Linked DNA regions of Homo sapiens: all the other regions are linked to region 1. The links are chromatin loops, found by intact Hi-C in ENCODE. Cell type or tissue: endothelial cell of umbilical vein. All regions are shown on one strand. Region 1 overlaps TPK1 (thiamin pyrophosphokinase 1). Region 2 overlaps TPK1 (thiamin pyrophosphokinase 1). Region 3 overlaps TPK1 (thiamin pyrophosphokinase 1). Region 4 has its middle 7.3 kb from the start of TPK1.

What was found. A loop is a pair of places that touch in the nucleus more often than their neighbours do. Peaks named below come from ENCODE experiments on the same cell type or tissue, not always from the same donor. Only the 100,000 strongest peaks of a DNase experiment are listed, where the experiment ranks them.
Region 2: it touches region 1 in a loop (11-fold over the local background); 5 of 110 quality-filtered maps call a loop at or near these places.
Region 3: a loop joins it to region 1, with 1.8 times the contacts of the local background. A loop is called at or near these places in 5 of 110 quality-filtered maps.
Region 4: it touches region 1 in a loop (2.5-fold over the local background); 8 of 110 quality-filtered maps call a loop at or near these places.

What each region holds. Positions count from the first base shown.
Region 1 is chr7:144,508,797-144,516,796 of GRCh38, reverse strand. All of the region lies in intron 8 of TPK1 (thiamin pyrophosphokinase 1), which reads left to right. Among named protein-coding and RNA genes, the nearest start is that of NOBOX, 110 kb to the right of the region's middle. RefSeq lists silencers at 3,167-3,461, 7,812-7,861. In endothelial cell of umbilical vein, no CTCF peak of the experiment used is centred here; a DNase peak (open chromatin) is centred at 3,266.
Region 2 is chr7:144,783,754-144,791,753 of GRCh38, reverse strand. All of the region lies in intron 2 of TPK1 (thiamin pyrophosphokinase 1), which reads left to right. Among named protein-coding and RNA genes, the nearest start is that of TPK1, 48 kb to the left of the region's middle. In endothelial cell of umbilical vein, no CTCF peak of the experiment used is centred here; no DNase peak of the experiment used is centred here.
Region 3 is chr7:144,734,345-144,742,344 of GRCh38, reverse strand. The region is part of intron 3 of TPK1 (thiamin pyrophosphokinase 1); the gene reads left to right. Among named protein-coding and RNA genes, the nearest start is that of TPK1, 98 kb to the left of the region's middle. In endothelial cell of umbilical vein, a CTCF peak has its summit at 3,475 (motif pointing left); a DNase peak (open chromatin) is centred at 3,414.
Region 4 is chr7:144,839,371-144,847,370 of GRCh38, reverse strand. No RefSeq gene overlaps it. Among named protein-coding and RNA genes, the nearest start is that of TPK1, 7.3 kb to the right of the region's middle. In endothelial cell of umbilical vein, no CTCF peak of the experiment used is centred here; a DNase peak (open chromatin) is centred at 4,690; H3K27ac peaks cover 1,417 bases.

The sequences.
Region 1 (8,000 bases):
CTACATAGGTGCAACTGGCAGAGTAAGGTGGGCCACAAAAATGAAATCATTCTGTTTTCGTGTAACAGGATCTCTTAGTAATCCTGAGCGTTTAATATCTTCATATCACTCCACAGAACCCAGTAATTCCCTAAGAATTCACAAATGGATTCTTGAACAACAGTCTAGGTGGTCCCGTTCATCGTATATATGTTTTATGACCCCTGGCCTTATAACATGTTTGTGATTTGAGAGGCAATACCGTCTCAAAGTCTGGAAAAGCACTGGAGCATAGAACATGGGACTGAAAATGGACAAGTTCTGTTGAAAGGAAACATTTGTTTATGTCAATTAACTGCAGTGGTAAAAGAAACCTATTCTTTACATGGAGCTCTTAATATTTCTTTAGTAACCCACACTACAGCTTTTAGCCAGAGGACATGTCATATGTAACCCCTTCCTTATGACTGTGACAGAGCAAAATGGCTAGTGTCCAGGAAGGGAGCCACAGCCCTAGCAAAATATAAATAAATAAAGACCATAATAACTTACATGCCCATCACTAAATTATTATTAGCCAAGGAGTGGCAAGTAGATGAGCTGTTTTCTGTGATTGCATGTGCATGCAATTATGTTTCTGTCTAGAGTAATTAACTATTCACTTGTTTTCTTGGAAACAAAATAGATTATATACCATCACATGATTTTCACTGCAGAAAACAAATAGCTGTTTAGTGGTACAACATTCCCCACCCCACCCTCAAAAAATCCGTAAGTTCCTCCTCCCCCAATCTAATTTTGGTGTCTCGTGACTTTTAAAAATCATGATTATTTAGTTCTAAGTTCACTATGCTGTCATATTAAGGGTATTCCTTTTTTAAATTACAGATTAGAATTTATGTTTTGGCTTCCTGCTTCCTTTTTTTTCTTTCTACATCCAGATTACATTTGTAATTATTTTCTGCATAACTTCCTATGTCCTGTAGGTAAGTTTTCTTTTTTCTGAGAATTGTGTTACAACGTGGATTAACAGAATCCTTGGAAGCATGAAGACAAATAATTGCCTACAAAAGACACGAATTGAGACAAATAATAATTGATATGCTTGAGGTCTAAGTTAATTTGTACCAGTAGCCTATAGGATTGTTTTTAGCTGGAGGGCAGAGAGCAGAATCCTCTTGGACAGCTCCCCCCCTTGGTAACCGCCAACTGTGAATGCACAGAACAATGAGTGCTGAATCAGGGCCTCACTAAAAAGTTGTCATTTTGATTTTTTCTCAATTAAAATACATCATGTGTGATATTAGAGTTACTGAAATTATTATGCCAAATGATGCATTGACCTTGTAGTAAATTTTGTGACTTCTTTAAGGCAAACCACTCAGCCGTGCACTGAAACCTGAGCTATAGAAAAAGAAGAGTAATGGCATTGCATTGACAGTCTGTTGGTTTTCTGATCCATGCTGTTGCCCCCCAGGACTCTAAGAGCCCTGGGTCTTTGTCAGATTCCTTTCAGTACCTCAATTCCTCGATAATTGAAAAATAAAATAATTGTGGTGAGCTGAGGAACTGTGGGTCAGGACTGATGTATTACATCCTTTCTTTCTCTGTGTGCCCAGATTGCCACCTGGCTTTCTCATCATTCTAGCACCCTCAGACTGCGTCTGGATCTGAAGCATCTGTCTCTGTATTATTCCACACTCTTGGTAAAAGTCACTAAGGTTCAGTTGGCCATATGAGTGGGAAATATGAGTGACTGCTTGAAGCAACACACGCTAAGGAAGGGAGAGAAAGAGAACACCTCATCTTCTCCTGTCAGTCTCTTAAAGTAACTGACTCAGACAAAAGGCAAGAGAGAGTAGCCATGGCAGTAGCTATTGCCTTGGCCTGGGCGACCCAGTGTTCATCAGCTGCAAGAGCTCAGTACAGCCTGCATGGCACAGTTTCACACAGAGCAGAAACAGCCAAGAGGGTGAGGACTGTAGGAGGACTGGGTTTTCTCAGCTATCTAAGATTTTTTTTTTTTTTTTCTGAGATGGAGTCTCAGTCTGTCACCCAGCTTGGAGTGACGTGGAGCCATCTCAACTCACTGCAACCTCTGCCTCCCAGGCTTAAGCGATCCTCTCACCTCAGCCTCCTGAGTAGCTGGGACCACAAGCATGAGCCACTATGCCTAGCTAATTGTTTTGTATTTTTGGTAGAGATGGGATTTCACCATGTTGCCCAGGCAGGTCTGGAACTCCTGATCTCAAGTGGTCCATCCACCTTGGCCTCCCAAAGTGCTGGGATTACAGGCATGAGCCACCGTGCCTGGCTAGAATTTTTTTTTTTTAATTGAGAAACTTCAACTTGACACTCGACTTGCCATGATAATAAACTGCTTAGAATTGCCGTCCCAACTATATATGTTTCAGGATGTACCTGTAAAGAAAAGCCAGTCTGATGAATATGCGATTGAATGTCTGATCAACCATGACTTGTTTTCTGGGCTAGAACTTGTTTTTTGCCAGAAAAAAAAAAAATAAGTGTAATTCAAGTGTATGGGAAAAGATACTAGTCCAATTCCTATGGCATAGTTTGAATTGTTTTGTTCCTTCTTCTATAGTTGCATTACGTTCGCCATTAGTGACCCCTGCAGAAAGGTTAATCAATCCATCAGTCAATACAAGATAAAATAGAAGTCTGGGTTTCAGGACCCAAAGCCTGACTTTTCTCTTTCTTAGATACTTCAGCTGACTTCCAGCAGCTCTTGCTCTGGCTCAAGATGAGAGGCTCACCCTCCTTGGCATTAGAGTCCAACTGTGGTGCAGTACCTCTGACTTTATCCCTTCATCCTTTACCTTCAGCGGACATTAATCTGCCTCCCTGCAGAATATTACTTAACTTCCTGGGGTAGGAAGTGAAACTCAAATGCCATAAAAAGCATGCCTTTGGTTTAGTCAGACCTAGAGCCCACAGGAATGATTTATAATGTATAGGTTTATCAATGAAACATTTTTCCACTTTAGGGAACAGACATTATTCTATTCCTGGCAATAAACTAAAATAGATGCTACAAGATAAACAGAATGATTTCACCAGTTCAGCCTTTGTGGGACCTAATACATTATAAGAAAAATTTCAAATAAATTACAAATTGGAGTTGTGTCCTGCAATTGTATAAGACGGTTGCCATTGCAAAGTGATTTCTGCTTTTAGAATGAATGTGGTTTTCCTGCAGTTCAATGTGACACTTATCTGAGCCCGACAGTGATAGCAAGACTTATGAGCCAAGCCCACTGTTGGACCTGCAGTGCCATCTACAGAATAGATTGGATAATGTGGATTCTGTTTCTCTTCTGCACTTCAGATAATGTAGCCACAAGGGAAATAAGATGTGTATGTGTTTAGAATTAGCTGTGTACATACAGTAAGGCTTTGTTGCTACATAGAAAAATGGTTGCATATTTGCAAAATGCTGTTGCTGTACTTAAGGCTCTATTACCTAGACTCCTAAGGCAAAGGAGTGTTGTGTTTCCTATTAAATTGATGAACTGGATAGCCCATTTGTTTCAAAAATTTGTTTGATAATCTGTGTAAGATGACTTTCTGGTTACCTTGAATAGATCGTATTGGAATGAATATTAGTTTCATTATTTATGTATTTATTATCTCTACTGCTCATATCTGTCTCCAACTGCCAGAACATAATCACCATGAGGGAAAGATTTTTATCTATTTTGTTCACTGATTTATTCCAAGTATTTAGAACAATGCCTGGCACAAAAGCAGGTCTTCAAATATTTGTTATTTGACTGAATAAATATAACTGTACTTTGCTAGTAAGTAGAACAAATGTGGAAAGATAGTCAGTTGAATTTTGGTTTGTATTTTTAAAATGGGCACACCTATACCTCTTCTTCCTATATTACTGTTGTACTGAAAATTACGTGAAATAATGGATGGAAAAGTGCTATAAACTATAGGTACTATAAAATTTAGGTATCTTCCCAAGAATCTTTTTTTTTCTTTTGGTAGAGCTCCAGAAATTTAGAAAATGTAAAACATCACCCCCATTTCCCCCCATAATTTCCTGAAGTACTTTTAAAATGTATATATCTGAGCGCCACATCACATAGGTTGGGGCCTGCCAGTGTTCATGTTTATTAAGAATCTCAGATGATCCTGAAGCATGCTATTATAATATTTGAGAACTTATATCATTAAAAAGGGGTTGAAATTGAATTGAATTCAAAATGGAAGTTACACCTTTAATATTATCCTCACCCATTATTCCTGATAGGAAGTTATTTCTGACTGGATATATTTCTTTGTCTTAAGGGAAATACATAATATTTTAATTGCTGTATATTATTTAGCTTATGGTATAGAGTATTACCTGACTTAAAAAAATAGAATAAAAGGATCTAGACGTATGTAGTAAATTAAGATCATTTTAGTATATCAAATTTATTTTAGAGAATTTTGCATATATTTCCCAAGGTAGGGTACAAATACTATATGAAGCAATATAAAAAGGAAGCAAAAGAAAACCAGCCTAAGTTTGTATAAGACAGACTTTAATTTTATTTAAGAAATTCCACTTGTTAATTTTGGTGCTAAAATGCTGTAGAGGATATTAATGTGCTTTGACATATTATAAAAATAGCTTTTTTTGCACGGAGGTTATTTCTCTATTGTCTTTCTTAAGGCTTTTCTGAGAAATAAATGGGGAAACACCGTATCTTTCCCCAGATTTGCTAATTAACCATGTAAGAATTAAAACATTCTTTGTGTTATAATAGTTCTATAGATAGATATATGCTTTCATAGCACAAAAGTATCTCTTAGGCAAGTTAAATGCATTTTTACTTATTTTATATTTGGTTTTGTCTTGAGAACAGTGTCTGTAGGCTGAGTCATCATCTATAGCATTTGCTTCACAATATGAATGAATGGAATATATATTTACTCTAAAACAAAGAGGAATATTTTGGATAGTGGATAAAGGTGAAATTTAGAGTCAGATAAGCCTTAGATGCAAATTCTGACCCTACCACTGGGCGTCTTCCTCTAACTCACCTTCTAAGTATATTCATTATATTCATATATTCACACACACACACACACACACACACACACACACACACACAGACATTTATTTAAGTGGTGTCCATGTACCAGGTACCACTGTGCTAACGTGCCTGTGATAAATCAAATTCAAGAATTCAAGGGCTCCTATGACATTCTGGGAGGGAAGTGATAATATACCAAGTATAACAAAAGTGTAACTATCAAGATAGACAGTATGATAAGTGCTATAGAGTAAATTAGCAAATTCAAAACACATAGAATAATGGAGGAAGGTCCCATTAATAATGTTTCTGTGAAAGATCCCTTTGAAGAGGTAAGATCTACAGAATGAGAAAGAACCCACCGCAAGAAGAGCTGAGGAAAGGGAATCTGGGCAGAGGGGGAACAAATGTAAAATGCAAAGGCCTTGGCGCTTCTGAAGACCAGTAAAGAGACCTAGGACAGGGAATAGTGGCTGAATTTGGTGTGGATATGAGAGAAAAAGGTAGGCAGGAGGGAAAACTGGTAGGCCATCGCAGGAGGTGTGTGTTTTATTCGAAGAGCATTAGGGAATCATCTAAGGGTTTTAACCAGGGAGTGACGCCAGAGTAAACTATCCAAAACATCTTGTTACTCTCCTCCCTAAATAGCTGATGGATGCTCATTGCCTACCCAGAAGACGAAGCTCAAGCCCATTTACTAGGTCATCAAGTCCTTTAGGACATGGTCTGTTGTTAAATACTCATTCCTCACTATTTTGTGCCTTGCCCTTTTCAGTCCAGCAACAGCAAACTGCCTTCAGACTCCAGCACCTCCCAAATTGTTCCCACCTTCCTGCTGATATTTCTGCTCCTCTACCTGCCAATATGCTCTCGCTAAGGCCAGCTCCTCGCTTTTTCAAAGAGCCTTTCTCCCTTGTACTCCTACCCCGACCATTACAATCCAGAACTCACAGTACCACATGTATATTTAATGTCCTCATCTGTTTATGAGTTTCCCTGGGGACATGCGGAGAAAACTGCCAAGGAGTGAAGATGCTTTCAGTAAATGTTGCATGAAGATTTTGGGTAAACGTAGCTGTGCGGATTAATAAGTTTGATCAAATGCCAAGGTAGCATAGTGGCACAGTCTTGAGTAGACAGTAGGTGCTAACTAGATCATCATTCACATTCATTCTCATTCCTTTCCCCTTGTCTGTCTGGCAAGCTTTTATTCCTCTTATCATGTGCAAGTACTTTACAATGGACACTCTGCCACTAGGCCTTGCAAAAAGGGGTCAAATCCTGGATCTGTCTCTAGAGGGCTTAGAGTCTAGCAGAGGAGCGGGAGCAGATTCATAAAAGAACAAGCAGATATACAAATGCACAGGACGAAGTGATAAATGAGATTATGAACAGGAAGAGCTAAAGTCTTAGCCTTAAATGAAAGTCTCACCTCATTTGTTTCTTAGAAAAGAAGGCTGGAGAAAAATTTTGCATTATTAAGCCTTCATTACTTTTCCAAAATATCCTGCGGCATGCTTACTAATGTATTATGAAATTCTTATGAATAAATAACTCTAATGTCGCATCTCAAAATATGTGAACAAGGGGTATTTTTTCAAGTTCTTTTCTGCATATTTCATTTTGCATGTTACCTCTAAGAAATGCTGTATAAACAGTTGGATATATTTATAGAATTGATGTACCATAAATCCCATTACTCCTTTAGATAATCATGCATAACTGCTGATGAGTGTATTAACCCATTTTTACTATATAAAATATCTTTAAATGGCTTCTAGTTTTATAACATACCCATGGTCAAAGCATTTTAAAGTCTGTAAAGATAATGTTCATAAAAACTAATTTGAGGCTGGGTGCGGTGGCTCATGCCTGTAATCCCAGCACTTTGGAAAGCCAAGACGGGCGGATCATGAGGTCAGGAGATCAAGACCATCTTGGCTAACACGGTGAAACCCCATCTCTACTAAAAATACAAAAAAATTAGCCGAGCATGGTGGCGGGCGCCTGTAGTCCCAGCTACTCAGGAGACTGAGGCAGGAGAGTGGCGTGAACCTGGGAGGTGGAGCTTGCAGTGAGCCGAGATCGCACCACCTCACTCCAGTCTGGGCGACAGAGCGAAGACTGTCTCAAAAAAAAAAAAAAAAAAAAAAAAAAAAAAAAAAAAAAACTAAAATACACAACAGTAAATTGATTCAAGTTAGATCTTACACATAGGCATTTGAGCTCCATTTTAATTGGCTTTAACATTACTTGTTCATTATTTAGTTTTGCAACAGTCTAAAAACATCCAATTGCTGAACATTGAAGGCATGAGAGATCATCTTTCCCTGTCAAATAAAATTGCAAGTTCTAAGAAACATCAATATAAATATTACTCATCCCTGTAAGCCTAGCAAGCACAGTGCTCATGCATCCTGTTTGATCTGAAGAGCATCATAGTCACTTGGAAGACATAAGATCTACATAGATGAAGAAGACAGTATGTAGCAAAATACAGTTATGTATGTATTTCAGAAAATAGGTAGCAAGAAGTATAAGTATAGGAGAAATCACGGTCATGCTCTGGGAAGGCCTTTGAGTTGAGCCTTAGCAATTGTCTAAGATAAATAGGCGAAAAAGTGAAAGAGGCAAGTGAGAGAGATGGAAAACGAACATTCCAGGCAGGAGGGAGAATATAGATCTACATGCGGAAGCAGGAATGAGCATCCTGGCAACTGAGCAACCCACCTTCTCCTTCCACTTAAAATATCCTGGAACCTAATTATCATATTATTACAGGCTAAAGATAGGCCTGTCATACACCCCAGTGAAGGCAATTTTTATGCTGCTTCATATATAACAGGACTGAGGAGTACAGAGGTTTCAGCACCCGTTGTAGGGAAAGAACAGATCTGAGTGTGGGCTGAGAAAGGGGAGGAGATAGTGAACCGAAAATAGTACTTTGTCTCGACCAAAGTTTTCAAG
Region 2 (8,000 bases), 270 kb before region 1:
GGTAATGCCCAGGACCTCAGACTTAGTGCCAGCAGCCTGTGCAGTGGTTTCAGTTACAGTTGCAGTGGCTAGAATAGCTGGGACTCTAGCAGCAACAACTGAATTCAGGTGATCAGCATTCACTGTAAGCCTCCAACTCCTGTTAGTCTTTTTCACTGGCCAGATGTGGCCGTTGGTTGTATTGAGATGTTGCTTCTCTTTACTACCCCTGCTGCCTTTAAGTCCTTATTCAAGATTGTGATTACCCTTCTCCTGGGATTCTATTTTGCTTCTCTTGGACCACAGGTAGGGAGAAGGGTTGAGAAACAATCTATATTTTCAACTAGCACTTTATATATCACTCTTCCTCATCTGGGTGATCCCCTCCGGCTCTTATGGGACAGGGAAGTACAGGCATTTAATGCTTCTTACTACATACTCGGAGGTAGAAGACACCACAACAGTGTATAGAAGAGTTCCCTGTGAAGTCAGCTCCTCTTTGCTCTAGGGGGAGTCCCTGCTGTTTTCCTTTTTTACTCACTGTGCCTTTTTGGTCTTCTCTAACTCCTTTTACCTTATCGTAATTCCAATTATTGAGTGGAGAGTTAACACTGAAACTTACCAGTTTGTCAAATATGATTGAACGTTGATAAGGTAGTAGTTACCTAGGCACGGAGACTACAGTGTTGAACAAAACGGGTAAAAAGTTCCTACCCCATGGGTTTACATACTCTATGCTAGACATTGCGCTAAACTGTCCATATGACTTAATCCCCATGATGGCTTAATGAGAGTGACATTTTCTTCCCGCTCCCACTGGAGCTCTGACATCCCATGGTCAGCCAACCCCACCCCCTTCACCCTTGATTGGCTCTGACACCTCACTGTGGGCCTGGGTGGCTCCCTCCTCACCCTTCAACACACGTACACACACACACGCACACCTGCACTTGCATTGCTCTGGCACACCTGAATTGTTTGAGAGGGAAAAATGGGCACTAAGTATATTTATACGGTTTGGATCTGTGTCCCTGGCGAAATCCCAAGTGGAATTGTAATCCCCAGTGTTGAAGGTGAAGCCTGGTGGGAGGTGACTGGATCATGGGGGCAGATTTCCCCCTTGGTGCTGTTCTCCTGATAGTAAGTTCTGAGATCTGGTCATTTAAAAGTGTGTGGCACCTTCCCTGCCACTTCTTCCTGCTCTGGCCGTGTAAAGTGCTGGCTTTCCCTTCTCCTTCTGCCACGATTGTTAAGTTTCCTGAGGCCTCCCTAGAAGCCAAGCAGATGCCACCATACTTCCTGTACAGCCGTAGAATTTGAGCCAATGAAACCTCTTTTCTTTATAAATTACCCAGTCTCAGGTATTTCTTTATAGCAATGCAGGTGCTAATACATATATATTTCTTAAAGAAAAAGTTACTTCTTACATTTGTATGTACATTTGGTGTACATGAACTTTTTTTTTTTCCAGGAGATTACTCATAATGTTCCTAAGAAATCAGTGACTTGCTGGGCGTGGTGGCTCACGCCTGTAATCCCAGCACTTTGGGAGACCGAGGTGGGTGGATCACCTGAGGTCAGGAGTTTGAGACCAGCCTGGCCAACATGGTGAAACCCTGTCTCTACTAAAAATACAAAAATTAGCCGGGTGTGGTGGCAGGTACCTGTAATCCCAGCTACTCAGGAGGCTGAGGCAGGAGAATCGCTTGAACCCGGGAGGCAGAAGTTGCAGTGAGCCGAGATCGTGCCATTGCACTCCAGCCTGGGGGACAAGAGCAAGACTTCGTCTCATAAAAAAAAAAGCAGTAACTCAGAAACATTCTCTGGAGAACACAACCAAGTTGAAGCCATGTAGGTGGTTCCTCTTAGTGCAAAAGAGCCTTCTTTCCCCTCTACTAATTAAGGAGCTAAGTCATAAAGGAGCTAACTCTATATCCATACAGATTCTTCCATTAAGAAAATCTCAAATACAGGCCTCATGATTAGAAATTAATACATTTTATAAGACCCATGAATTTTTATTGCTAACAGTGGGGTATTTGAGAAATTATCTAAAAAAGATTCTGGCTGTGATACAGGTATATGGCATTTTCCCCTTGTCTGTAATCCTTTTAAATAAAGACAGAGTGAATCAATTTTATAATTAATTTTATGCAGATATTCTAATTTATTAAAAATGGTTGGTGGTAGTTATACATTGAGAAATGGGTAGGAGTTATTTATCTCATTAGATTAATACCAATTTTTATGAACAGTTTTGGGATAGATTGGCTAAATGACTTTGGCGCTGAAGCTATGCCAGTTTGAGGTTTATTCTTACGCCTTTATTTCTCTTCCACAACCTTGTGTTAATGGTCTGTCTCCCACGAAACTCTGGGCTGTTGGAGGGCAGGTAGAATATTTCTATTTTCAGTGCCCTTATGCCGAGCTCATAAAAATGCCAAGCATGCTAAAACATGTTGAATAAACAGATGGATGAGAAAATTGAAGTCTATGAGAAAATTGAGGACTGACTTTTAAAAAGCTACAGTTGTATACTGAACGTTTCTTATTTGTTGAGTCCTGCAGACAGATCTGTCATACAGCTCTTACAGAGCAGAGGTTCAACTACTGGCAGAACTGGAACTCAGGTCCAGTTTTACATCTGTGTCTACTCTTTGCTCTTTAATGGAGAAGAAATGAGAAAATTCTAGAGAGTTGTAATGGCTGAATCCGTGATATTATTTCGTGGTTAGACTCAGTCCATTTGGACTTGTGAGATTTTCCCATTTGGTAGCCAAAGATAAGGACTAGGTCTGTGATTTCTTTTCTTTTCTTTTCTTTTCTTTTTAAGATAGAATTTCGCTCTTTTTGCCCAGGCTGGAGTGCAGTGGTGCAATCTCAGCTCACTGCACCCTCCACCCTCCGGGTTTAAGCGATTCTCCTGCCTCAGCCTCCCAAGTAGCTGGGATTACAGGCATGCACCACCAGGCCCGGCTAATTTTGTATGTTTAGTAGAGATGGGGTTTTTCCATGTTGGTCAGGCTGGTCTCAAACTCCCGACTTCAGGTAATCCGCCTGCCTCGGCCTCCCAAAGTTCTGGGATTACAGGCATGAGCCAGTGCACCCGGCTGTGATTTCTTTTATATTGCTTTTTGGCCCCTAAAACAGGTGTTTATCAAGTTCTGTTTCTCCGCTTTCTCTCCCTGCCCTGCCCTGCCCCATGGTACTAAGAAAGAGTATATTTAATCCAGAGATGGGCCTGTGGATAGTTTTTCTTCCTGTTCCATAATTGACATGTCACTTGCCATTCAGCCTAATCACAAGGTGTCTAATCCTACTCCTCCTTATATGGTATATTCCCCAAAATTTATTCAGATCCATTTGAGCTTGTGTTATATATAGTTTTATCAAAATCTTTTGTAGATAATTCTCCAGTTTTTTTAAGTCAGTGCCCTTGCTGAAATTTCTGACCGCAAACTTTTTTGTTTTCTCATATGCTTGATTCTTATTCTACTATTCTCTTTGCTCCTCCCTCTGTCAAAAGTTGTACAGAAAAAGGAGAAAGTCCTTGCATGTATAACCTTAGCACTATATCAGCCTTTTAAAGTATTTGCTTTCTTACTAGAGACCATTTTTACTTTGTTTTGACAACTTAAAGTTCTTATAGCTCTACCTTATTTTTGTTTGATGCAAATACAAACACACACGTTTGAAGAAAATCAAGTTGGACATCAAGCTTTATATTGATGTGTTTTGTTTATTGTTGATTTATATTGATAAAGTGTGCATGAAGATTAATTTGTCATGCACATGGTATAGAATAGTATATAAATTAACTATAATATGAAATTAACTAAATAGTATATAAATTATAATAGTATGTAAATTAACTACAGTAATTACAATTACCAACAGTGAGGGCCTGCTCCATAGCCTATGCAAGTAAAATTATTTTTTTGTTTTCCATTGAAACCTTTCGGCATTTGTAGGGGTTCCCAAGCACTAAGTCATATGTTTGTGTGAAGTAATCTTTATCTGCTGTGCATTCTTTCCATTTTATTTATTTATTTTTTAATTTAAATATACAGTCTCTCATAAAATGTCAACACATCTAAGAGTTTAGAAATGACTCGTTTTTTCCAGTTTATATGGAAAAATATTAAAAAGATATACTTTTCTGTTGAACATTTTTTACCTTAGATATTATAGATTAAATATTTTTTTAAAAGGGAAGTCATCTACATATGCAGAATTTCAAAGCAAACCAATAATTGTTTTCAATTGATATTTATTGAGCTTCTACTTAGTACTCCATTTTTTGTAAGGCTCTTAAAAAGAAGCACGATGCTTCTGTTCTTGAGATACTCTCTTGCTCTTTCTCTTTTTCCATGGATTCTTAGAGACACATTTTTCTGTCATATTTTAAGCTTCCTACAATTGGATGGCACCTTGCAATCACTGTCAGCCAGGTGGCAGTCATGGCCTAGTTGTGTGGAAAATTATTACTTGAAACATTCTCTCGTAACCTCTGGTTTAGATTTAATGAAATGAAATATTACTTTGAAAAATCCAAATAATGTAGTTATTGGATATAATTTGGGAAATGCTTTTAAAAGATTAATAGAAGGAAAATAATAGGGTAGAAATAGAAACAAATTAGTAATCAGAAAAATTTAAGATACTCCAATAACCGCATTTTCCACCAAAATTGTCCTTTATCTCTGAGGTTCTTAGGGGAGGAAAATAATCTTCCCTCTACCCTTCTGAGTTCTTAGCTGGGACCTTTGTAACAAAAGACAGACTAACAAGAGAGAAAAAGATTCATTAACTTGTGTATATCTTATAAGGGAGAAAACTCAAGGAAAGAGTAACTCTCAAAAGAGGTGGCTTAGAACTATGGCTTATATAGCATCTTCCCCCAAAAATGATGAATGTTTACAGGGGGACATGATAATGGAAAAGAACCTTGAGTGTTTAGGGGTACACATTCTGGGGAGGTATAAATATAGGGGAGACTAATGGTAAACAAAGTAATGGCAGTTAGTGTACTTTGGACAGAGGTTTCTCTGGCGCCCTCTCTAGACTGATAAGGGTCAGAAGTCATCTCTGGTGATTTACTTGTCCTTTCTGATAGAGAAGGGAAGAGGGGCACCTTTATAAATTTATGTCTGGCTTTTAGGCAAATAGGGAGAAAGCGGAGAGCTTTTTGTGTATCTGTTTCTTCTCAATTGCCTTTAGCTCAAAACAGTCATTGAACATTGTGACATACTTTGGAGTGGTATATTCTGCTGCCCTTAAGATTCCTCTAATTTTCTATTTTCTACTTTAAAGATTCATAGGTAGTGTGTTAATCTGCTGGAAACTCAGTTTGCTAATGGGTTACTGAGAATCTTTCACTTAGCCTTTCCTGAGTTTTCTCTAAACCTAATGCTACAGACCTCTTGAGATTTGCATTAAGTGTAGTCATCAAGGAAATCCACGTAGATAGGAAAGGGGCAGCCTAGAGGTTAAGCAGGAGACTGGCTTAAAGTAGTCTGGCTTTGTTATGCCACTGGTGACCTCTGGTCAATTATTTTCCTTCTCAAGCCTTAGTTCTTCCTTTGGCAAATAGGAAAAGTAATAGGATTTTCCCCATAATTTGTAGGGCTTAAATGAAAGAGTGCATATATGATACTTTGATTTCTATTTTTTTTTCTTTTTACTTGTATTTACTGGATATTTACTGAGCTTCTCTGTGTTAGGTACTAGGGATACCCAGTGAATAGGAGATAAAAATTCAGCTCACAGTTGAGCTTCTTTCTTAGTGGAATGAGATCAGTACTTGATACATAATAATCTTGTGTAAGAAGTTATACAGTTTATGTAACAGTAGAACTTACTGTGTAATAAAATAATAACACCTTGTTATTCTCTTGGGGCTGACAATACCTGGGGGAAATGAGAATTCTAATTATCTCCTTACACATCCATACCTTATGGCTCCTGCTTCATCAGGGCTCAAAGGAAGGAACTGCCAAGAGTTTCAGATGACAGCTTGCTGTGTTGGCACTTATTATTCAGATGCTAATGGATAAATTCTTTGGCTTTTATACTTGGGAGCAGATTTAACGTGTCTTCTTAGATTTCATTCATAATCTTATTCACAAGTTCTTTTTAGCTTCTTTGAGAAGTCTGTAATTTTAGAAGCCTTAGCTCCTGAATCATAATGTGGGAGAACATGAGTTGATTAGCAAAAATAATGTTAAGAGTGATTTCATTTTAATTCTAGTGTGTCAAATCTAAAGAAGACATTGACAATGTTAGGGCTATATGTAGCACCTTGACATTGCTCTAAGCAATAAGGCCAGTAATAGCCATATCAAAATGGAGATTTAAAAAAAATCATTTATTTGAGTCTTCCAGCTGAAATTGATGGGGAGAGGGAGCTGGTGATCATTACTTAAAATGGCCTAAAATATATTTTACTGTGTGGCCACCACCTCTCTCCTAGGTTTTCTGCTGTCATTACCTCTTTTTCCCCATTCACAGTATTGGCCACTTTTCATGCGTTTTGACTCTTTGCATATGGTGTTTTCTCCGGGACTATCCTACCTCCTCCACATAGGGCACTGTAACTCAGCCTCCAGTACTGCTAGAATGACTCTTCTATGACTCCTTCCCCATTCCCCTGGGACAGCTTCCCCTTCCCTGTGATCTCATTGCGTTTGGCACATTGGGTGTTTTCTTCAGTCTGTTGTTCTTCACACTATTTTTGGGCCTGTGTTCTTCATTGGATCCAAAGCATTAATAACAATATCATTTGCTTTTTCATGACATTATAAGGAAATCATGGTTTTTAAATATTATAAACATTAGCTTTTGTTAGAAAAGCAGAGAACATGTTGATTATTCTTTGTTAATATTTGATATCTTTTATCCTAGTATCTTAATTCCACAAATTTTGATTTATTTATAAACCTCATTACAACTCACAAATATTCATGATATTGGTGTAAAATAATAAAAATAATAAGTATAGCTTAAATACTGGTTTAAATTGCATCCTTGATGCCATTAATTATAAGATACGTCATTGTTTTATGTACCACTAAGAAAGTAACAACAATTGCCAATTACACCCACACTGTGCTAAGATCTCATTGACTCTAAAATGCATTCTAAATGTATTCTAGAATGCGCATCAGAGATGTTAAAATGTGTAAATATTTTCACTTTTAAATTGATGATACATCTAAAAAAGATGTAAGAACTCACTTGAACAAAATGAAAGATTTGTTTCTGTTTGTTTTCCTTTCCTTCATTGCCTTTGGTAGATGTACTAATGAGCAGCAAAGTCCTCATAGATGCTAGACAACTGAAAGATGGAGGACCTGACAAAGGATTTGGGAACCCAGCAGATTACATAATCCATTCCTGTAATATTAAAAATAATCTACATATAAAGTAAGGGAATTGTAAGTAGAGAGTTGATTAGCCACATTGTTTATTCATAAAATTATGGATATGTGTCTCATAATGTGTGAAAACTTTGTATGTTCCCTTTTGTTGGCCGAGATCATTTCCAGGTGTGGGTGTGAGTGGAAGAATGGTAGAGGAGTGCAGTTTAGATGGAAACCTTCCAGGGATTTGCAATTATAAGTGTTTTTTATTATTAACTGGCCCTGCAAGTGTGGGAGTGTTTCATTTTCTTTAGATTCATTGTCTAACTTATAATGAATATCATGAGAAGAAATAAAATTCAGTTTCTAGCTGATTTAGAATTGGATCATATACTTCATTAAGTGAGGGATGCTGATAGTAAGTGTGTTATACCTTGTTCTTTCTGTCTCTATGTATCTGTCCGTTCATCTGCCCATCTGTTTTAAGATTGTGTTTCTGTTCATACAGAGTATAGTATCGTTAGAAGCAATATTGTGCTTCTGTTGTGCAATATTGACATAGAAAGTTTTAAAGATTAAGTGGAAAGAAATTTAGAACACTCCGAAATTGTGATGGTTTAGTTTATGTGCATGTGCACACATTTAGTTTTATGGGTAACT
Region 3 (8,000 bases), 230 kb before region 1:
CTAATTTCTAATCAGGTCACACTTTTACTCTCTGGAAGAGTGCCAGTTGAGATACTTTGTGCCTAGTAGTATTTGGTTCTCCAGAAATGACAGATGATCAATGGAGGTAAAAGAAGCCACTTGGATTCTGCAAAATGTTTACACACTCAGGTTGCTCATTTCTGTTTTTTCCCTTCACCAAGCTTCACCCATTTCTTCCTCCAGCCAAAAGTAATCCTGTCTTAATGTCATCTCGTGTGTATTTATGTGTGTGTGTGTGTGTATATGATCTCCTCCAGTGTGACTGTGTTAAGACAGTCTTTGGATGGTATCTGACTACTGTGTTGTTACATAAAATTAGGTGGTTGTTATACTTGATTACTTAATTGGGTGCCGCCATTATCTTTATTTGAACTCACCAAATAGCCCATTTTCTTTTCAGTTTTGGTGCCGTAACAAAAAGTGAGAGAAAACATTTCTCCAAAATAATCAACATACTTATCACTATTTTGTCTTCTTAAAGCATTGGTAAACAGATGTGTTTTTATTTTTTTAACTTATGGAATGGGTTGTTTTTGATTAATTTCTTCAAAGTTTGTATGATTTTTTTGCACATTTTATCTACTATCAGTGTTATTTGGAATGATTAAAATGTTAGCACCTTAGATAATGTAATAGATGAAGATGGTATTTTTAATGTTTAAGCTAGCTATTTGAAACTTTCTTTTAAAAATACACTAATAACTATTATGTTAAAAATATAACAACTGAAGGAAATTAAAGAATTGGAAAGAATAGTATTCTTTATGAGTATTTAATTTAAAGTATTTATTTAAGTCTGTTATCTAACTATGTGGAATATTGTAAAATACAGGTATCTTTCAATATGCCAAAACAACAACAACAACAATTCCAAATCCAGATAAATTAAGGACCATTTTCTAATTTTGGAAAAAACTAAATTTCTCCTAACTTTATTTTCTCAGGAAATGGAGTCTTTCCTATATAAATTTTATAAAGGTAAAGGCAATAATGTTCTTTTGAGCTTTTGGAGATAAGCATTATATAGTAGCAAATAAAGTGAAGATTTATGCTAGAACCTAGGAGGTAGAGGTCGCAGTGAGCTGAGATTGCGCCATTGCACTCCAGCTTGGGTGAAGGGACAAGACTGTCTCAAAAAAAAAAAAAAAAGTGAAGATTTATATTTCATGAGATTTAAATTTATTAATACAGCACAGACATAGATTATAAGCAATAATTAAGCTTTTAAATGGCCACATTAATGTCAGAAATTGAGGCTACATTTATTTTTCCCTTCAGCTTTTGTCTGCTTCCAATTCCTTTTGCTACCTATATTCCATATATAAACTGGTACTTTTTAACTCTGTATCCCCTCTCTCCCTCCCACCCTACAAGCCCATCTAAGTTTTGCTTTATAACTGTGCCTGGAGAATAGCAATAGGTAATTTTAATTAAAACAGTACGGAAGTTTTCCATAGGGGACTACATTTAATAGAATTGTTTTGGCTGTTTACTTTGAATATTGGATTAAGATTTATTTGTTTTCAAATTGCTAAACTGATATTAACTCTATTATTCTTAGCCTGAAATATGCTCTCTACCGCATATTTCTTTTTTCTTTTTTTGAGATGGAGCTTCACACTGTTACCCAGGCTGGAGGGCAGTGGCGCGATCTTGGCTCACTGCAGCCTCTGCCTCCCAGGTTCACATGATTCTCTTGCCTCAGCCTCCTGAGTAGCTGGGACTACAGGTGTGCACCACCACGCCCGGCTAATTTTTGTATTTTTAGTAGAGACAGGGTTTCACCATGTTGGCCAGGCTGGTCTTGAACTCCTGACCTCAAGTGATCCTCCTGCTCAGCCTCCCAAAGTGCTGGGAATACAGGCATGAGCCACCATGCCTGGCCTCTACTGGATATTTCTATGTAAGTCTCTTACCTGACACATTTGAAACCACATCTTTGTCTTAAAATCAGAACTTCGGTGGACTTACCTCCTTTTTTATTCACTAAGGCTCACTCTGTGGAGCTATTTTTAACCCACGACTTCCTTATTTTTTTTTCATCCTTATGGGTATGATCAACTATTGTCAAGTTTTTCTTTACAGTGTTTTCATATTGTTCTCATCCATTTTTACTTCCTACCTAAACTAATCTCTTCTTGATGCTAATTCTGTCCTATTTCAGCTGTTCTCTGAGTTGTCTGCTTCTGATTATTTTCCAGTTACATTTATGCTGCACGTTACCTTTTAGATTCATTTGTCTATGTTCTTGTTCTCTCAGTTCAGAAGCTTTGCAGGTGTAAACATTTCCTAGAGCGTGACATCCAGCTTCCTTAGGCTTTAAGAAGTGTTTACAATTTATATTTGAAATTTCTTTCCCATCCTTACTCATATATGTGTGTCTTCACAGGTAGACTGAGCATAAAGTCTTTGGCTTCTCTCTCTTTATGTTGGTGCTTCGTATAGCACCTTGCATGTTGTGCGCCGTTGGAGATTGTGTTGAAGAAGAGAATCTCTTTCTAAAGAAAATATTTAAATTGATGCATATTAGTTGTACATGTTTATGTGGTACATGTGATATTTGATATATGCCTACAGTGTGTCATGATCCAATCAGAGTATTTAGCATATCCATTGTCTCAAACATGTATCATTTCTCTGTGTTGGGAACACTTCAGATCTTCTGTTTTGAAATATATATTATTGTTAACTGTAGTTACACTACTGTGCTATTGAATACTAAAACTTATTCTTTCTATCTAACTTTATGTTTGTACCCATTAACCAGCCTCTCTTCATCTGCCTGTGCCATAGCCTTCCCAGCCTCTGGTTACTATCCTTCTACTCACTACCTCCATGAGATCAGCATTCCTAGCTCTTGTAATCTCTGTTACTTGTACATTTCTGTTTTTCTGCCTGCCCGCACTTCTTTCTGTGTGTCTGGCAGCCTGCCTGTCTGCCTGCTTATGCCCATTTATTTACTGTGACTTCATGTTCTACGTTTTCCATTTGAGGAAAATTGGTCTGATGTCTACTGGCTACTTCAATTTGATCCCCCCCTCCTTTTTTTCGGTGAGCACATAAACAAGTTTTTTTTTTCTTCAATGTTTACTTTTCTTCTAAAATTTAAAGACTTCTACAACCAGTTTTTTTTTTTTTTCCAGAATATCATTGCATTGCTTCCTTGAGTCCCTTATAGCATGGGAGCTCTCTGCATGTTGTATCTCAAGGGAAATTATCCTTGTAGTGTATACAGTATTTTTAAAGTGTTTCCGTGGAAAGCAGATGGACTCTTTATTTTGTGTTTCTCTGTATTTCTGATTATCCATGCAGTGGAAGTGATTAATTAATATAGATAATGGCAAGATTGTCACAGAACCATTGACTTTTACATTCAGGTAACTTATTCGTAATACTCTTTTGGCAGTTAACTGCCACCAAGTGGTGGTTGTATGCCATAGCTCTGTAACATGAACAGTGTTTCCAATAAACTGTCCACCGCAAAACCCGTAAGTTTCTATATGTTAATATCCAGCATCTTAATGAAAAATTACACTTAGCATTGTATAGTGAATTGAAAACCAGTATTTTTCAGGAAACATTAAAAAAGTAAACTTTTTTCTGTATTTTTTGTTTTTTGTTTTTGTTTTTTTTGGTTTGTTTTTGTTGTATCTTTTTCTTTGTTTTTTTTTAATTTGGCTTTTTTTCATATTTTTTAAAAAGTAAACATTTTGTGTTTCAAAGATTGCTATCAAGAAAGTGAAAGGAAACCCAGAGAATGGGAAGAAATATTTGCCAATCATATTTGCCAATCTTATATCTGATAAAAGACTTATATCTAGAACATATAAAGAATTCTTACAGCTCAATAATAAGAAAAATGATCCAATTTAGAAACGAACAAGGGATCTGAATAGACTTATTCCAGGGAAGATATACAAATGGCCAACATGCACATGAAAAGATGCCTGACATCATTAGTCATCAGGGAAATGCAAATCAAAACCCAAATGAGATACCACCTCACACCCTCTAAGATGGCTAGAGTAAAAAATTCAGATACTAGCAAGTGTTGGGGTGGATATGGAGAAAGCAGAACCCTCATATACCGCTCGTGGGAATGCAACATTGTGCAATAAATTTGGAAAACAGTCTGGCAATTCCTCAAATTGTTAAAAATAGAGTTACCATTTGACCCAGCTATTTCCACTCCTAGGTATGTACCCAAGAGAAATGAAGATATATGTCCAAACAAAACTTGTACTCAAATGTTCATAGCTGTGTTACTTATAATAGCCCAAAGGTAGAAACAACCCAAACGTCCAGTAATGGGTGGATGAATGGAAAAAACAATGGCTAAAGAATATGTTCCATTCATATAATAGAAAATTACTTGGTCAGAAAAAGGAATGATGTATTGATACATGCTGTGACATTGCTGAACCTTGAAAATATTAAGTTAAATGAAGGAATGCAGACACAGAAGAACATATTATGGTTCCATTCATATGAAATGTCCAGAACAGGCACATCTGTAGAGATACAGAATATATTAGTAGATGCTGGAGACTAGGGCAATAGGGGAGACTTACCAAAGTGTAGGGTTTCTTTTTAGGATGATGAAAATATTCTAAAATTGGTCATGATGGTTGCACAACTCTGTGATATACTAAAACCATTAATTGTACAATTTAAATGTATTAATTTTATGGCATGTGAGTTATATTTCAATAAGGTGTTACCCCCAAAAATAGACATTAAGGTGTAATTTATTATATTTTAATCTTTATTATTCCATCAATGTAATATTTGTCTTGATTAGGATGTTCACTTTTTTATGAGCTTTAACTTATAGCAAAATTTATTTTATATTCTGTCCTCACTTCTGGATATGTTCATTTTGTTCATGTGCTATAGGCCAGTGGTTCTCAAATTTAGCATGCATCAGAATTACCTGGAGGGCCCTAGCCCAGCATTTTGGATTCAGTGGGTCTGGGATAGGATTTAAGAATTAACATTCCTAACAGGTTTGTCTTACTTCCTTCTTCTTTTCCTTCCTCCCTCCCTTCTCCCCCTCCCTTATTCACTTGCCTCCTCTCTACTCTACTGCCCTGCCCTTCCCTCCCCTCCCCTCCCTCCCTCCCTCCTTTCCTTCCTTCTTCCCCCACGTTTTTTCTTTTCTTTCTCTTTCTCTCTTTCCCTTTCCCTTTTCCTTTCCTTTCCTTTTCTTTTTTCTTTTCTTCTCTTTTTTCTTTTTTTTCTCTTTCTCTTCTCTTTTCTTTTCTCTCTTCTCTTCTCTTTTTTCTTTTCTTTCTCTCCTCCCTCCTTTGCCTCCCTCTGGTCTGGTTTGATAACCAGTGGCTTAGGTCTTAGGGGAACATTTTTGTTTTAGCACAACTTTTATTAGATTCTGAGATAATGGCCTTCATAGATTTAGACTTCAGCCCTACTAAAGTCTCATATAGCATCAATTCTTGTCTTTTACCAGTGAGAACATAGCTTTTTAATATTATATTTCCTTTTGTGAATACTTCCCTTCTCCTCTCTGCATGATAAGTTTGATGTTTAAGTGAAAGCTTTTGTTTACTGGGTTTTAATTTTGATTTTCTTTAACATTTACGGCAACTGCTTCTTTGAAAATATCCCCTTAGAAAGCTTAGAAATTCTGTAATACTACAGAAAATAAAATATTTTGAACAGAAAAAAGTTAATTTCTTTAAAAAGTGATACATTTATGAAGCTAGGCAAAAATGTCAGTTGTTACCATATTTTGGTGTACTTCGCTGTTTTTAGTACTTATTATTTTAATTCCCAGATCAAAGAGGGATCTTTGTTTATTTTAATTAGAACACTCTTGTTTACAATATTTTTACTAGGGTGAGCTTTATGTGGAAGAGTGTGACAAGCTATCATTATTAGCATTAAATTCTTAATTAAAGACACTGTTTTCTGAAGAAATTTGTCTTCTTGATTTAAAACAAACAAGCAAAGTGTTTAGTGAAAAGGACATATCCTTAGGATTATGTCACTATAAAGTTCTTAAGCCTCTTGTCCAATGTTGCAAATTAATAATGTTCAAAATGCTTATTAGGTTAAAAAATGAGTGAGCTCCATGAGCTGAGGAGCTAGCAGATTGCCGGGATTACAAAGACAACGAGACAGGACCCTTTCCTTAGCAGGATTTACAATCTGTAAGTGTGTGTTATAAATCAATCAGTGAGGATTTATGTATCATCCGGGATTTTACCAATGTACTGTGCAGGATGCTTGAAAGGAAATTTGAGAGGCAGATAAGGAAGGCTGTGCCCTTGAGAGTTTTTAACCTGTACTGAAGATGAAACCCAGCACAAGAAATAACCACCTGTATGCGTGTCGTATTTTGTGTGGTGGGGAGTATGCATGCTGCTGCAATTCTAAAAGGGACTTTAGGGATTGAGCAGAGATCTGCGTGGATGCACACACGTCAGGAGTTGGCTGAAAAACTGCTGCAGGCAAAAATGCCATCGCTGATAATAAATTGTAAGGAGATCAAAAGTGATGTTTCAAAAAGGAAAAAAAAAAAAAACACCAGGGCATAGAATTCTTTATTTATTATGCTGGTGTGGAAGGGAACAGCTGTTATCTTTCAAACTGAAGAATCCTGACTGACACTGACCAGTTTAGTGCCTCTCTCTTCTACTGTATTATAGAGGATGTTTTTTCTTGGGCTTTGGCTGGCATGACAGTGTTCAAGGATCCTTCTGGAAAAGTAGAAGAACCTGGAAGCCAAAAACCCAGCCAGGTTATACTTAAAATATTTCACAATGTTGAAGTAAAGTATGCCACTAGGATTAAGAATTCTACTTTATGAGCAGAGGCAGAAATGTAATGAAAAAGATTGTAATATAGAGAATATTAGAAGCAACCTACTACCTTGGACTTATCTGCCACATTTGAGTGTTAGAACAGTCTCGAGTCCTAATAACCGTGGAAAATTTGATTACAAACATCCATTTTTAGCCAAAGAATTGGATTGTCTGTCCTTCATGTAACAGTAACAGTTACATTGGAAGACTTGTATGGAGAATGTCATGTAGCACAGTTAGGCACTATCTCCTGAAAACAGTTTGAATTTAACCTAAAACTTTTTTACTCATTATAGTTGTTTTATGTATGTGTATTGAATTGCAGTCAAATATTGTAATTATTATATCAGTATAGTCTTGCCTAGGCCTTATGACTTTTAATTAATGAGAACATGCTTCCTTGACTTAGCCAGATTTTTAAATTGAGGAGAGATGCTTGCTAGGGTGAATTAGCCAACAGTTTATAAATACGATGGATAGATAATACCTATTCACATTTTTTTACCTTATTGCAAAAAATTTAATAAGGAAACTTGAATCAGTCAATTTAAACTGTTTTGTAACACTGCTGATTTAAACGTCTTCAAAATATTTTCCTCATCTATAGAGACTATGTGATTGTATCAGACCCTTATATCACATGTGAAAATATTTCCAAATACATAAAAATACATAAATGTAAAAAAGAAAAACAAAAATTTTTGAAGGCAATCAGGATATATATGAATGTAGGATTAGGGAAGGTCTTTCTCATCTAGGATTGGAAACCTAGAAGTTTAAAAGCTAGGAGTATTTGACTGTTTAAAAGTTAGTACCTGGGTGTGGTGGAACACAACTGTAGTCCCAGCTACTTGAGAGGTTGAGGTGGGAGGATCACTTGAGCCCAGGAGGTTGAGGCTGCAGGGAGCCATGATTACAGCACTACACTCTAGCCTGGGTGACAGCGAGATCCTATCTCAAAAAAAAAAAAAAGGTACATTTTCGTTGGCATAAAATACCATAGTGTTAGTAGAAAAACAATAGATATGGAATTATAAGTATAAACAAAGTAAATGCCCAATCATCATTGAATAGTTATAGATTATGGCATATATGTGTCAAAGAATATGATGCCATTTTGAAAAAAAAGAATTAGAGCTGCACTCATTGCCTTGG
Region 4 (8,000 bases), 330 kb before region 1:
TATTAGTATTTGACAAAGTAGACTTCTGGAAAAGGAATATTAACAGAGATCTTAAAAAGACATTTTATAATGAAAAAATGGTCAATACATCAGCAAGATTTAACAATCATAAGTGTGACTATACCTAATCATTATGCATTGCTTAATGATGGAGATAAGTTCTCAGAAATGCATCACTTGGCAATTTTGTAGTTGTGCAAACATCACAGAATGTGCTTACACAAACATAGATGATACAGCCTACTACACACCTAGGTTATATGGTATAGCCCATTGCTCCTAGGCTGCAAAATGTATAACGTGTTACTGCACTGAATACGCAGGCAACTGTAACACAATGGCAAGTATCTGTGCAACTAAACATATGTGAACATTAAAAGGTATAGTAAAAACATGGTATTATAAACTTACGGGACCACCATCATATATGCTGTCTGTTGCTAACCAAAACATTGTTATGCTGTGCTTGACTGTAGTTTCAAAATAAATGAAGTAACAGCTGATAAAACTAAAAGGAGAAATAGACAAATACACAAGTTTAGTTGGAAAGTTAAACACTACTTTCTTAGTAATTGATATAACAATTAGAGAAAAACTCAGTAGCAATATACGTGACATGAACAATCCTATCATTTAACTTGATATAATAAACATGTACAGAACACTACAGAAAACAACACAATTTTTTTTACAAGTGGAAAATTCACTAAGATAGATTATATGCCAGGACATAAAACAAGTCTGTGGAAATATGCAATGTATGTTCTCAGACAATGGTAGAATAAAACCGAAACTCAACAACAAAAAGATAGCTAGAAAATGCAAAATTATTTGGACATTAAGTATCACACTTCTAAATTGTGCATAAACCAAAGAAAACAAATCATAAATGAAATTAGAAAATATTTGGAACTGAATGATAATCAATGCACAACATATTAAACTTTTGAAATGCTTTAAAATTTCTAGATTTAAATGCTTATATTTGGTGAAAAGAATCTAAAACCAAAAACCTAACCTTCCAACTTAAAAAGCTAAAAAGGAAGAGCAAATCAAATCCAAAACAAGTAGAAGGAAAATATTCAAATTTATAAAGTAGAAAAAAAATTGAAAGGATTAATGAAATTTAAAAAGCATCTTTTCAGAAGATTAATGAAATTTATAAAATTCCAGCTGAATGATAATGATGGATTCTGACAAATGGAATGGCTGTATCAGAGATGCACATTTAAATTAATGATAGATATTATCAAAGTCACTTACCTGAAAAGGATTTTTACCCATTTAGAATACACCAAGGTGTATGAAAACACCACTTTTGCAAGTCCTCTTAGACGTTAGATATTATTAATCTTTTTTATTCTTTAATTAAAATTTTTTATTGTTTTAGTTTTTATTTCCAGTGATGATTAGAGAGTTGAGAATCTTTGATGTATTTATTGGCATTTCGTATTTTTTTTCTTCCATGATCTGATCTTTGTCTTTTTCTTATTGCTTTGCAGAAGCTCTTTTGATGTTCTGGATAGTAGGATTTTGCCTGTTATATATTTATGTGGCATGTATTTCCTTCTTATGTGTTGCATCTCTCTTAATTTTGTTTTATACTCTATAGAAGTTTAAATTTTTTAGTCAAATCTGAGTTGACTTACGAGTTTTGTGATTATTGTGGAAGCTCTTCACTATACAAATTTTCTTAAAAATCTTTTTTCAATAATTGGATTTGACTTTTATATTTAGCTTTTAGAAATGTATCTTGTATGGCATGAAGTAGAAATTGACTTTTGCTCACTTCCATGTATAGATAATTATATCAAGAATATTTATTAAATACACCACTATACTTTTCCCTCTATGGTAAAACGTCACCTTTATCATAAATTAAATTCCCACATATATTACTTTGTTTCTGAACTCTATTTTGTTCTATCAAGCTATATAACTATTTCTATGCCAATGCTACATAGTTTTAATTATCATGATAATATATGGTTTTCTATACATAGCAGGAAAAAGTTTCCATGAAACATATTTTTGAGACTTTGAAAAGTATTGTATTACATTTATTAGATTTACTTGGGGATTTTTTTTCTTTTTTTTTTTTTTGAGATGGAGTCTCGCCCTGTCACCCAGGCTGGCATACAATGGCATGATCTCGGCTCACTGCAACTTCTGCCTCCTGGGTTCAAGCGATTCTCCTGCCTCAGTCTTACGAGTAGCTGGGATTACAGGTGCGTGCCATCGTGCCCAGCTAATTTTTTGTATCTTTAGTAGAGACGGGGTTTCACCATGTTGGCCAAGCTGGTCTCGAACTCCTGATCTCGTGATCTGCCTGCCTTGGCCTCCCAAAGTGCTGGGACTACAGGCGTGAGCCACCATGCCTGGTCAGGGATTTTTATTTTATTGTTTCTTTAACATCACAAGTCTTCTCATTTAAGAAAATAGGAAGAGTTTTTATTTATAAAAGCCTTTTTAAAAAGGAACCAATTTATATTATACTTTCTTTTTCTTATTTTTAAAATTTATTTATTTCTTTTTTTGAGACAGAGTCTTACTCTGTTGCCCAGGCTGGAGTGCAGTGGTGTGATCTAGGCTCACTGCAACCTACTCCTCCCGTGTTCAAGCGATTCTTCACCTCAGCCTCCCGAGTAGCTGGGAATACAGGCGCGTAACACCATGCCTGGCTAATTTTTTGTATTTCTAGGATAGACGGGGTTTCACCATGTTAGCCAGGATGGTCTCAGTCTCCTGACCTCATGATCCTCCTGCCTCAGCCTCCCAAAGTGCTGGGATTACAGGCATGAGCCACTGCGCCCCGCCTTATACTTTATTTTTCTAATGGTGGGATTAGAAATGTTTTTTAAACTTTTATTTATTTTAGGTTTGGGGTACATGTGCAGGTTTGTTATACCAGTAAGTTGTGTGTCATGGGGGGTTGGTGTACAGATTATTTCATCACTTGGATAGTAAGCATAGTACCCAATAGGTCGTTTTTCAATCCTCACCCAACTCCACTATCCATCCTCAAGTAGGCACATGTGTCTTTTGTTCTCTTCTTTGGGTCCATATGTACTCAATGCTTAGTTCCCACTTATAAGTGAGAACATGTGATATTTGGTTTTCTGTTCCCGCGTTAATTCACTGAGGATGATGGCCTCCATCTTCATCTATGTTGCTGCAAAGTACATGACCTTATTCTTTTTTTATGGCTTCATAGTATTCTGTGACATATATGTACCACACTTTCTTTATCCAGTCTATCATTGATGGGCATTTAGGCTGATTCATGTCTTTGCTATTGTTAATAGTGCTGTGATGACCATATATGAGCATGTGTCTTTATGGTAGAATGATTTTTCTTCCTTTGGGTATATACTTCTGTAAGCTTTGCTAACTTCTAAAATCTATTGATTGAAATATACATAATCATCAAGATTGCCATAAATTAGGTGAGGTTTTTAAGTAAATTTATTATAGCATTCATTTTGTTTTTGTTTTTTGTTTTTGAGATGGAGTCTCATTCTGTGGCCCAGGCTGGAGTGCAGTGGCACAATCTCGGCTCACTGCTACCTCTGCCTCCTGGGTTCAAGCAATTCTCTCGCCTCAGCCTCCCAAGTAGCTGGGATTACAGGCACCCACCGCCCCACCCGGCTAATTTTTGTATTTTTAGTAGAGACGGGGTTTCACCATGTTGTTCAGGCTGGTCTCGAACTTCTGACCTCAGGTGATCTGCCAGCCTCGGCCTCCCAAAGTGCTAGGATTACAGGCGTGAGCCACCACACCTGACCATATAGTATTCATTTAAAATTTATTTTCCTCCCCTTTAACTAGTTTTGTCTTCCCCCATCTTAGTAAATGAAACTACTACATGCTTTGTTGCAAAAGCTAAAAATTTAGGAGTCAAATCTCTCACACCATATATTTAATGCATAACCAAAATGTCAATTCTGGTCCCAAAATATTTTCCAAATCTTTTCACTCTGTTCACTCTAGATCAATTTGCCATCATTTGTTAATAGATGTATCAATTAGGACAAAGGGTGAGTATCATATAACCAACTCTTGCCCCCTCGCCCCTCAGAAAAACCCAACTAAATAAGAGTGGTTTAAACAAGATAGAACTTTCACAAACAGAAGAGTGGTTTAACAAACAAGAAAGGAGTTTGTTCTCTTCATTACTGAGGGCTAGGTTGCTGACTCCTAAAACAAGGATGCTTTCTATTATGCCAGTGACTTCCAGCCTGTAGGGTGTTGATGCCTGGGAGTTCACAGAGTGATTACCAGGTGTCCCCAAAGTTTTATGTACTAAATATTATCCATAGATTAAATAAATGATAGTACTGATTTAGTTTATATTTATTCTATGATACAGTAGACATTGCTGTGTGATACGTAGACCTTATGGTGGCTAATGAATCCTTCACAGATTTATATATATATATATGTATATGTTCAAGTCACAATTTGTTTTAAGCAAAAGTATAGTGTGAAACTTTCAGGAAGCTTCTAACATTGCCTGAGCCCTGTACTGAAAAACAGTGATGACTGAGAAATTCCTTCACCCTTTTGTTTCCTGAAACCCATCCCTAGCCCCGCCTTTTGTGTTCCAGGAATGAATTACCTCAGAGAACTACCCTTTCTCACATGAGGTAGATAAGACTCTGTGTCTCTTTCTCCTGGCTTCTGTAATACCCTCAGATGACTCCTTTGTTTTTGCCTGACCTGTTGAGAAGGTCAGTCATGAACACTCCAAGACCCCGTTGTTGGTCTCATAAATGATTTAGCAGAGATTAGAACAGTTTGTCTGTTTGAAACTAGCCAAACACAGACATAAACATTTCCTGTTCCGCCAACTGACCGGGACTTCCCCTGATTGCAAAATAACCCCAAATGGCAATCGCCCCACGTCTACTACTTCCTATAAAAGTCTAAGAAGGGCTGGGCACAGTGGCTCATGCCTGTAATCTCAGTGCTTTGGCAGGTGGAGATGACAGGATTGTTTGAGGGCATGAGATCAAGAGGAGCCTGGCCAACATAGCAAGGCCCTGTCTCTACAAAAAAAAAAAAGAGCCAGGTGTGGTGGCATGCACCTATAATTCGAGCTACTCAGGAGGCTGAGGCAGGAAGATGGCTTGAGCCCAGGAATTTGAGGCTGCAGTGAACTCGGATCATGCCACCGCAGACCAGCCTGGGAGGCAGAGTGAGATGCCGTTTCTATGCTAAAAACAAACAAACAAACAAAAAGATCTAAAGGAAAATCACACTGCCAAGACACTCTGACATTAGGGCCTAGGGTGTTCTGCTTATTGCAATAGCCTGAATAAAGCCATCTCCTTAATTGTCAAGATCACGCCACTGCACTCCAGCCTGGAGACCCTGTCATTAAAAAAAAAAAAATTAAAAAAAAATATAATATTATTCCAAACAATGCTATAATAAAAGTGCTTTGCAGTGAAATAAGTTTTGAAAATACTGCACACTATCACCAATATCATTTGGGGTTTATAACACATTATTCACTTTTAAACATCTTCTGAGGAACGCAAGTAAAGAAGCTGCTTGGGCTAGGCGCAGTGGCCCATGCCTGTAATCCCAGCACTTTGGGATTACAGTACCCAGGTGGGTGGAGTGCTTGAGCTCACGATCTGAGGCCAGCTGGGCAACATGGCGAAACCCTGTCTCTACAAAAAATACAAAAATGATCTGGGTGTGGTAGTGCACACCTGTAGTCCCAGCTACTCAGGAGGCTGAGGTGGGAGGATCACTTGAGCCTGGACAGCAGTGGTTGCAGTGAGCCAAGATTGTGCCACTGCACTCTAGCCTGGGCAACTACAGGATAGTGTTAAGGTACTGTGATTCTCCTGCCTCAGCCTACCGAGTAGCTGGGATTACAGGTGCACACCACCACACCCATCTAATTTTTTGTATTTTTAGTAGAGACAGGGTTTCACTATGTTGGCCAGACTGGTCTTGAACTCCTGACCTCATGATCCGCCCTCCTCGGCCTCCCACGGTGCTGGGATTACAGACGTGAGCCACCGCGCCCAGCCCTAAAATAATTTTTTTATTTTTTGAGACGGAATCTCGCTCTGTCGCCCAGGCTGGAGTGCAGTGGTGCAATCTCGGCTCACTGCAAGCTCCGCCTCCCGGGTTCACGCCATTCTCCTGCCTCAGCCTCTTGAGTAGCTGGGACTACAGGCGCTTGCCACCGTGCCCGGCTAATTTTTTGTATTTTTAGTAGAGACGGAGTTTCACTTTGTTAGCCAGGATGGTCTCGATCTCCTGACCTTGTGATCCACCTGCCTCAGCCTCCCAAAATGCTGGGATTTCAGGTGTGAGCCACCATGCCCGGCCGCCCTAAGGTAATTTTTATATGCACTAGGAAACCCCAAAATTTGTGCAGCTTACTTAATTGTGGTATCTGGAATCAAACCCACAGTATTTCCAAGTCATGGCTGTATTAAAAAGAATGAGCTAGATAAATATGGCATCATGTGGAAAAATGTCCACAACAGAGTAAATTTTGTAAATGTAAATGGTAGAATAGTCTCACTTCTGTTTTTGATGATTCATAGAAAATGGATTTGGAAAGTCATAGAAACTGAATTGTTAAAATGACCTCTGAGAAAAAGGGGTGTAGTAGGTAGGAGCCAGTAGGGTGAGAGTGATATCAATTTTTATTTTATGTACTTTTTTTATTACATTAATACATATTTTTTCAATAAGTATATTAAAGAAGTTTAAGATGTTTATAAAAATGTATATTAAAAGAAATTTAATGAGCAATTATTGTTAACCTTTAGTATATTTGGGGCTTCCAAGGAAAGCAGAATAAATATAAGCATGCATGCATACATACATACATGGAACAATTTTCAGGGGAGAGGTTCCAAATCTTCAAACAAATTTTCAATTGATTCTATGATCCCAAAAAGGTTAATACTGATGGTAAACAGGTCCACAGTATGACTCCACAAAGTAGGAAGGAACTCCAAGTAGTAAGTTACATAGTTTTCTCCAGGATACAAAGAAGGCTCTTCTGTCTTCCTCACCAAATATTCTGTGGCTCTACCCTCATTTTCTTGTACTGGTGGTGTTCAAAATATATGGTATATTGGCCAGGTGTGGTGGCTCACACCTGTAATCTCACCACTTTGGGAGGCATGGGTGGATTTCTTGAGGCCAGGAGTTTGAGACCAGCCTGGCCAACATGGTGAAACCCCATCTCTACTAAAATTACAAAAGTTAGCCAGGCATGTTGGCACACATCTGTAGTCCCAGCTACTCAGGAGGCTGAGGCATGAGAATCACTGGAACCTAAGAGGCAGAGGTTGCCGTGAGCAAAGATCATGAGATTGCAGCAATTCAGTTCCATCTTCAGGCGCCACTTCTAATTCTAGTTCTCTTGCTATTTCTACCACATCTGCAGTTATTTCCTCTACTGAAGTCTTGAGCCTCTCAAAGTCAGCCATGAGGATTGGAATCAACTTCTTCCAAACTTCTATTAATTTGGATATTTTGACCTCCTCCCATGAATCATGAATGTTCTTAATGGTATCTAGAATGGCAAATTCTTTCTAGAAGGTTTCCAATGTACTGTACCCAGATCCATCAGAGGAATCACTATCTATGGCACCACAGCATTACAAAATGTGTTTTTTAAATGATAAGACTTGAAAGTAGAAATCACTCCTTGATCCATGGTCTGCAGAATGGATGTGTTAGCAGGCATGAAATCATTAATCTCCATCAGAGTTTTTGGGTGACCAGGTGCACTATTAATGAACAGTAATATTTGTAAAGGATTTTTTTTTTCTGAGCAGTAAAATAGTGGGTTTAAAATATTCAGTAAACCATGTTGTAAACAGATGTGTTGCCATTCAGGCTTCGTTGTTCCATTTCTAGATACAGGCAGAGTAGATTTAGAATAATTCTTTTTTTTTTTTTTTTTTTTTTTTTGAGACGGAGTCTCTCTCTGTCACCCAGGCTGGAGTGCAGGCCCA